Regions from separate parts of the Homo sapiens genome. Here region 1 is linked to region 2. A link is an interaction called in ENCODE POLR2A ChIA-PET data of the cell type or tissue named here. Cell type or tissue: MCF 10A. All regions are shown on one strand. Each heading gives the region's core, and the rest is flanking DNA. Links, peaks and the distances in the headings are about the cores only. Region 1 overlaps DUBR (DPPA2 upstream binding RNA). Region 2 has its middle 10 kb from the start of CCDC54.

Region 1 (4,404 bases), core at 302-4,301, 81 kb after region 2:
TTTTAAAAGAGTTAATGTATACATAGTATTTCCAATCTGTTCTGTTTTCTTCATATTGTTTTATTTAACCCTCACAAAACCATATGAGGTGGAGCTAAACTGAAAACCTGTGCCCTTTTAAGAAGCCTATGCCAATTTTCTGTAATTGGTATATTGAAATCTTCATCTCAGTATCTTGCTATTATTTCTTTTCGCTGAAGGAATATTTTTATTCCTTCCATTAAAATTTTTTAAGTATTCACTGTCTCTGCAAGAAATAATCACTAGGGTGAAAAAATGAGAATACTACCATCACCATGGAGAAAAAAATAAGTGATTTTAAAAAAGAAGTACCTCTTGCTGCCTACTCAAAGCAGGCACAAATGTTTATTTGTTATATGACTAAACATTCCAAAAGCTTTTACCAAAAAAAGGTAGGAAAAAGTAGATATACAGGGATTATAAATATTACAAATCTGCTTGGGTAGACAAGAAACAGAAGATAATATTTTAAAATATTTCTACTGGGGAAGAGGTTCTGGAATTGAATTTATGTAGGTACAGAAGGCAGAATTAAATTTTAAAAAGTTTATTAGAAAGGAAATTTTGAATAAGTGTGAGGAAGAACTTTCTAGTAATTGTAGCTTCTAACCATGGATGAGAAGGGCTGTCTTACAGTGTAATGGATTTCCTCCCCACATAGGGTGACCATATAAAAATTTGAGAATAAAATGGCATGCTTATAATTATAATTACATAATTCTTGAAGTAATAACTGATTGCTAAATTGATTGTCTTTTATTTGTAAACATATAAATTCTATTCAAAAACTATTTAAAAATAAAATAGCAAGATATAATCATAATTTTAAAAATTCCATTGCTTTAAAATAAAGAAGTAATGAAAGGAAATGCGCACAAACACTGTCTTGGTGTTTGCTGCCCTGTCAGCTTACTGGTGGCCCATCCAGTGGAGCATGGCCGATGTGGTGGTTCTTACTACGGGCCTCGCCACAGCTAACAGGATACCTGAAACTGTCAGCTCACCAGTCGGTGGAGTCTTTGAGAAATAGGGAAAATTATAGGGTAAATTAAGATGAGATGTGCAGGGGAAATAAAGACAGAGATGTCCTAAACTATAGGTATTTTGTTTGTTTGTTTGTTTGGAGATGGAGTCTCGCTCCTTTTGTATTTTAAAGCAATATTTTTAAAGTACTTATATGAATTATCTGTATATTAAAATTATATAAGCAGGAATTTTTTTTCTTGGTACTTATTTGGGTACTATAGTCAATAACCTATAGGGGCCAGGTGCAGTGGCTCATGCCCGTAATCCCAGCACTTTGAGAGGCTGAGGTGGGCAGATAACTTGAGGTCAGGAATTTGAGACCAGCCTGGCCAACAGTGGTGAAACCCTGTGTCTACTAAAAATACAAAAATTAGCTGGGCATGGTGGCATGTGCCTGTACTCCCAGCTACTCGGGAGGCTGAGGCAGGAGAATCACTTGAACCCGGGAGGTGAAGGTTGCAGTCAGCCGAGATCAGGCCACTACACTCCAGCCTAGGTGACAGAGCGAGACTCCGTCTCCAAAACAAAAACAACAACAACAACACAATTACCTATGGGTTAGGACATCTCTGTCTTTATTTCCCCTGCACATCTCATCTTAATTAACCCTATACTTTTCCCTATTTCTCAAAGACTCCACCAACTGGCAAGTTGACAGTTTCAGGTATCTTGTTAGCTGTGGCGAGGCCTGTGGTAAGAACCTGTGCATCGGCCATGCTCCACTGAATGGGCCACCAGTAAGCTGACAGGGCAGCAAACACCAAGACAGCGTTTGTGTGCATTTCCTTTTGTTACTGAGTCCTGCATGATGTCTGTCTTAGTTTGTTCAGGCTACAATAACAACATATCAAAATCTGGGCAACTTATAAACAGCAGACATGTATTTCTCGTAGTTCTGGAGGCTGGGAAGTCAAGATCAAGGAACTGGCAGAATCTATGTCCGGTGAGGACGTACTTCCTGGTTCATGGTGTCTTCTTGCTGCATCCTTACATGGTAGAAGGAGAGAGGAAGCTCTCTGTGATTTCTTTTATAAGGGCACTAATCCCATTTATGAAGACCGAATCTCCCAAAGGTCCCACCTCCAAATACCCTCACACTGGGGTAAGGAGTTCAGCATCTGAATGTTGGAGGGAACATAAATATTCAGCTTGTAGCAATGTACTTGGGAAGTTGCTGTTAGTTACTTTGTGTTTAGAGAGGGTTGGAAGTCAATCAGATTTAACCATGTGTTAAAGTCGGAACTCTGCTCACTGCACAAAATCTCAGTTACTCCTTGCTGAGACCAGACTGAAGCTCGAAAAGTCAAAGTTCACCAGACCCATCTTAGCATGTTTAACACAACTGTTGCTAATAGCACTAGGTTAAAAATGGAAATCCCTGAGCAAATGCTAAACTGAACAGGTCAACGATACAACAAAGTGTACATGGGGACTATCCCTGGCAAACTAGTCATGAAGATATCAGACATACGAGTTGAATTCTCTTTTATTTAAACATAAATGCCACACAGGCAGAAGAAAGTCAGAATAAAAATTCCATGGGGTGTTTTAAGTATGTCCAAAATGGGATGACACTTGGTCATTTGTTTAGTCCTTCTCACCCTGTTGGAGGCATCCAAGAAGGGAAGAAAGTAGCCAGCTGGTTGCCTTCTTTCTCTTTGCTCCTGTCTGACGCTTGGGCAAGGAGTGCAGCCTCCTGTGAGGATGTGGATTGTGGAGCTGAGTAATCTGCATTTGAATCTGGGCTTTGCCTCCTGCTGACTGTGTGGCCTGGAGCAATCCCTGAGTCCCACTCAGTGTCTCATTTTCTCCTCTGTACATTGAGATAACAATAGTAACTACGTCACAAGGTTGTTATGAGGATGAAATGAACTAACACTAGTAAAATGGCATTCAATATATAGCTGTTCATCAAAATAAAATAGGTTCCAGAGTCCTGTGGGAGAGAGAATAAAATGGTAGCTACTGTGTTCTATTCCTTAACTGACTGGTTAGGGCTTCTCTTCAGTCTACAAGGAAAGAATTGCCTTTGGTGCTAAAATAAGAAACCTATTTGATATGGGACAAAGATACAATGACATGAATGCTACTCTCAAAGGGCCCTTAATGTAGGACCATCTTGCTTGTGATTAGAAACTCGATTAAGGGCTTTTAGGTCCTTGCACTCTGGTTAGGAAATATCTAAGATTCTGAAATCCAGAGCTATCTATAATCCTTTTTGCAAAGAGTATCAGCAGCAGACAGTAAGTAGCAGCTTCAGTGAATGAGTTGAAAATCTCTTCAGACTCCTATCATAGTTACAAGAGAGAACAAAATGTTAGCACTGTAAACAAGACTGTGACTCATCAAAATATGGTCCCTGAAATTATGCTCATGAAAACCAAAATGCTATGCATAAGAAATCATATAGCAGCTTCAATGTACTGTAAGATGATGTCATTATTCTGGTTTTATATTAAACTGCCTGTCATTCCATGTTTATGCTAACCCCACACTACTGAGGGGCATTTGATATTATTTTCATTCTAGAACAAAATGTTCCTTAACTGAAAAATTGCTCAAATGATTCACAACCTGAGAAGTACACGTGGGCAGCTCATAATAAAATAAAAGCATTACCTTTGCTAAAGCATTAGAATAATTTTTTAAAGCTGTTTATGTTTTGGATTCAACAGTATTTATTTACTATGTTTTTATAACAGCAGTTGAAAAAAAGCATGTACTGCTTTTTTTCTGACCTGCTGACTTACCTAAATTTTAGTGCTTCTACATGATGCTGGATGCACTTTTTAAGAAAGTAACATCCCAGATTTAGCTACAAATCTGGGTAATCTGGTCATAGCATTCATACTTTTCTCACCACCCCCATCCATTATCATCTAGTTACGTCAGTCTCAGCTCCACTTTTTATTATTCTTCAGACACCGTGATGAAAGGAGTTTGAATCATGCGTCAACAGGTAGCTCCTGTCTCACTCAAAATCAAGGGTCAAGCTCTATGCATATACCCCTGGAGTGGACTTGGCTCAATTAAGACTTGTTGAAAAGCTCTCTGCAGGGCTATGTTACAAAGCAGTTAGTTGCTAAGGGATCAAGAGACCTGATTAGCTGCACTGGAACATAGAACATCCACACACAGTTCACATACATTTCCATCTGTTCAAATTCTTGGACCCTTGAAAACAGAGGTCTGAGAGTAAGAAGAGGAACACAATTAATGAAGCTCTTCCTCTTTAATTCCAGGGTTTCCTAATATTCCCCAAAACTTTAGGTAGTAAAGGTAACAATTTGTTAAGCAGGAAGAAAGTTCTTAGGAGTGGAGATTTTGTTTGTATAAGAAGGCTGGTCTATTTTAGAT
Region 2 (4,404 bases), core at 207-4,206:
CCATCCTGGGCAACAAAACAAAACTTTGTCTCAAAAAAAAAGTACAGCGACAAGACAGTTCTATTAAATACATATTTCAATAATTTTCAGCTTCAGTGTTTGGCACTAATGGCTACAATTCTCACTGTAACTTGTGAGACTTAATTACTGCTCATTCTATTTAAGTGCTGAAGTTTCTCCTCCACCATGCAGTGTAAAATGAAACGAAACTGGTCTGAGCCCTTGGGCAATTTACATATTAAGATAGGCAAAAATTTCTGTTGTAACTTCCATTGAACTTTACATTTACATTTTTAAATGACATTTAAAAATAAGAACATGTTGCTGGAAATCACATTCTTTGTTGTTAGAAAGTAGAGCTGAAGTCAAATGAATGTCCAGGCTCATTGAAATGATTGAGAAAGTGATATAATTGCTTAAACCTTAGTAAAGCAGAAGATCTGGGTTCCAACATTCCTTTGAGAATCCGATGAAAGTTTTGCGTGCTTTTTCAGAAAACAGCACTGATATGGTTTGAATTTGTGTCCCCACCCAAATCTCATGTCGCGTTGTAATCCTCAATGTTGGAGGTGGGGCATGGTGTGAACTGGGAGCTGATTGGATCATGGAGCTGGATTTACCCCTTGTTCCTGAGATAATGATTTCTCACAAGATCTGGTTGTTTAAAGGTGTGTAGCACCTCTCCTCTCCCCTCTCCTTCTTTCTTTGCTCCCACTATGTAAGACGTGCCCGCTTCCCCTTTGCCCTCAGCCATGATTGAAAGTTTCCTGAGGCCTCCCCAGCCATGCTACCTGTACAGCCTGTGGCACAGTGAGTCAACTAAACCTCTTTTCTTTTTAAATTACACAGTCTCAGGTATTTCTTTATAGCAGTGCAAGAATGGACTAATACAGAATATTAGCATACACACACAAATTTGCACATAAGTACATCAGGGGATAGACACACAGACCTCTCCCACCCCAATCCTCAAAGCCCTTTATGGACACCGTAAGATATAAACCAGGTTAAAATCCTCACAATAAGAGAAGGAGGACCAAACATTATTCAGGCCCCCTTTATGAGTGTTTTTGATTTGAAGGAGCTAGAGCCTTTAGGTGGTTTAATTCAAGAACTTAGAATACGTGAAGTGCTGAGAATGCAGGCAGTTGATTATCTGAGGAACAAAGGAGGGAGATCCCCATGGAATGTATTGGCTTGGGAATGAAATCCTTGAAAACAACTGAGGTCTGGACAGGTGAAAGTCAAAAAGGTCTTCTGTGCTGTACACACCATGAAGTCAAGGACCCTATTTAGTTTGTTCTTCTAAACAAACCAGCTTGGTGCAAGCTATGAGCCACCAGGCTGTCAATAAATATATAGTGTTTTGTGCTTCATTTCTAGTGAGGAGTTTGAACCAAGAGAAATGACATAAACTCAGGGAGGGAATTCTGTGTGCGCCCCTGATACAAAGTGACTGAGATGAATGTCGGAGGCTGGGCTGGTATCTTTTGCGGTCAGTTGGGAGTAAATGTTTTCATAAGAGTTGTTTAAGGGTCAGATTTGCAAAATTAAATGTCTTGATTTTATTGCTAAGGAACTAAGGAATAACAGAAATGTTATATCCAGTGTTTTATTATGAAATTCTAATGGCCTTTAGAAATGGAACTTGGTAGTGAGGGTTCCAAATCTCAGAAGTTAACCGCTAGACCTAAACTGCCTACAGCAGTGGAAGAGCCGACATTTTCAATGGGACTCCTCCAGCGTGCACTTTCCTAATTTCCTAGAGTGGGTAGGAAAGAAGGAGAGGCTTTGTGGGGCAACAAAGTTATTGTTAATTTTGACTTTTTCCCTCTCCTCTTTCAGAAATATTTAAAAACGGGGGCTGTTGTTATCAAACGCAGAACCTGCTTCACCTCCCCCACCCCTTTTTTGGCTTGCTCCTTCCTCTTCCTGCCTACCTGCTGAGTCATCACTGTGGTGCAGTGAATCAGCTTTTGGCATTTCTTTATTCTGAGATGTAAATAAAATCCTTAGCTATTAAATCATTTAATGCTGTGTCACCATTGGGCATTTTTTTCCTTTTTAGATATAGAATTTACATATCTATACATGTATTTGTGTACTTTACATATATAATGCAAGTGACAATGAAGTTTTTCCTTTTTAAAACCTTGAGTTTACCCACAGCAGAACTATGTCATTTTACGTCTTATTCGCTACTGACCGTTAGGAATAAAATAATCATGTTGTGAAGTGCTTGAGGCCCAACATGCCCCAAATGAAAAGGATGGAATAGATCACAGTCTGGTCACACAGGATATATGTCGGCGGGTGGATGGGTAGGATGGTGATACCTCCTTTTTGGGACTTGGAGTTTCCACAAGGAGGGATAAGAATTAGCATATCACTTCTGCCCTGTCTCCACCCCCTCAGAGGAAGGGAATGCCTTTGCTGGTTGTGAGGTTGGACTGAGGAACTGGGCGTGCATAGCTCAGCTTCTTCCTCCTTTCCTTTGTCTTTGGGATTTGCCTGCCTGCCAAGGACACTCTTTATTCTTCATTCTGTCCTCCATGCCATCAGCTGGATAAGGGCAGACTCTGCCCCTAAAGATCAGGAGTGGGGTTTAGGGAGGCACAGAGAGAAGCCTGGAGATTCAATCCAATTCTGAGATTGGGTATTAGGAAGATTATCGTTGTCACACTTCTATGCTACATCCATCATAAGGGTGATATTTTGATCTCTGATCTACTGTACTCTTCTGACTATTCCAATTATTGTAGAAATTGGGAGCAGAATAATAGCATAATTTACTCACCTTTTCATACACTCAACAAAATAGACTAATTTGTAATCATTGCAAATTTGGATGGTATTACTCAGCCTGCGGTTTTGGAGTAGCCCCGAGTAAATTCTATTTAGAGTGAACTACATTTGGTGAGAAGCCTATGAATTTGAAATTTTGATTTTAGGTACAGAGTTTATAATTTTGATGTGACTGTACATCTTTTCTTTTTTCTTTTCACTGCAAACATGGGAAAACCATACTGAGCCGCTTTTTTAAAATGGTGTTACGAGAATTACCAGATAGAGGCATTTCGATCAGTTTCTAAAATTTTGTATGCTCTTATCTGTGATATGGGAATCATAGTATTTCATAAAGTTTTTGAGGGGATTAAACTAAATGAGAAAATGTATTTGAGAAATAGTTCAGTACTGGCCCATAATAATCATTCAATAAATGTTTAATCAATGTCTATGGTGTACTTGGCGCTGTGTCAGAACAAGAGCATTCTTTATGAATTAGTGAACTTAGCAACCAAGCATTTTGCTGTCCAAGATAGAGGAATTAAAAAGATGGGAAGAAGAAACAAGTGTTATTGGTGACCTCATCTTTTCCGCTTCTGTTTATTCTCTAAATATCTCTTTTTATTTTTAATTCAACCATTGTCATTTTGATCCTGTAAAATCTAGGTATAGTTTCTATGTGAGGGAATTTCCTTTTAAAATTGTTAATATTGCTCGAAGAAGGAGGGAAAGCCAGAAGCCAGCTGCCAGCTGGGTCTCTTGGTGACATCCCCACTGTCCTGTGGAATCAACTGACCCCAGTTCAGAGGAGAGAGTGAGAGGCCAGTAGGTGGCTCATGCTGCCAGACTAGTCTAAAACTGAGTACAGAAAGAGAAAAGAAGAAATGTTTAAATACAACCTTGAACTTTTCTTTAAAAATTTTTTTTTTAGATTTAGGGGGTACAAGTGCAATTGTGTTACCTGAGTATATTGTGTAGCCATTGCCCAAAGAGTGTACATTGTACCCATTAAGTGATTTCTCGTCCCTTATCCCCCTCCCACCCTCCCACCCTTCCTTGTCCCCAATGTCTATTATTCCACTCTCTATGCCCATGTGTACACATTATTTAGCTCCCACTTAAAAGTGAGAACATGCAGTATTTGACTTTCTGAGTTACTTCACTTAAGATGATGGCCTTCAGTTCCATCCATGTTGCTGCAGAAGACATAAGTTTACTCTCTTTTATGGCTGAGTAATATTTCATTGTGTATAAAAACCACGCTTTCTTTATTCAATCATCCATTGATGGACACTTAGGTTGATTGATTGCATATCTTTGCTAATGTGAATAGTATTAAGTTGGTGCAAAAGTAATTGCGGTTTTTGCCATTACTTTCAATGGCAAAAACCGCAATTACTTTTGCACCAATCTAATACTGTGACAAACATATGGATATAGGTATTTTTTTATATAATGAACTTTTCCTTTGGGTAGATACCCAGTAGTGGGGATTGCTGGATTGAATGAGAGTTCTATTTTTAATTATTTGAGAAATCTCTGTGCTGTTTTCCATCGAGGTTGTGCTGATTTACATTCCCATCAATAGTGTATAAGCATTCCCTTTTCTCCACATTC

Evidence for each region. Peaks named below come from ENCODE experiments on the same cell type or tissue, not always from the same donor. Only the 100,000 strongest peaks of a DNase experiment are listed, where the experiment ranks them.
Region 1: POLR2A ChIA-PET joins it to region 2 with 6 read pairs; 1 of 35 experiments calls an interaction of 5 or more read pairs at or near these places.

The regions. Positions count from the first base shown.
Region 1 is chr3:107,283,776-107,288,179 of GRCh38, reverse strand. The region is part of intron 1 of DUBR (DPPA2 upstream binding RNA); the gene reads right to left. Among named protein-coding and RNA genes, the nearest start is that of DUBR, 45 kb to the right of the region's middle. RefSeq lists enhancers at 2,131-2,940, 2,941-3,750. In MCF 10A, for the core only: no CTCF peak of the experiment used is centred there; a DNase peak (open chromatin) is centred at 2,799.
Region 2 is chr3:107,364,996-107,369,399 of GRCh38, reverse strand. No RefSeq gene overlaps it. Among named protein-coding and RNA genes, the nearest start is that of CCDC54, 10 kb to the left of the region's middle. RefSeq lists enhancers at 1,804-2,098, 1,889-2,388, 1,426-2,625, 2,389-2,890. In MCF 10A, for the core only: no CTCF peak of the experiment used is centred there; a DNase peak (open chromatin) is centred at 1,949.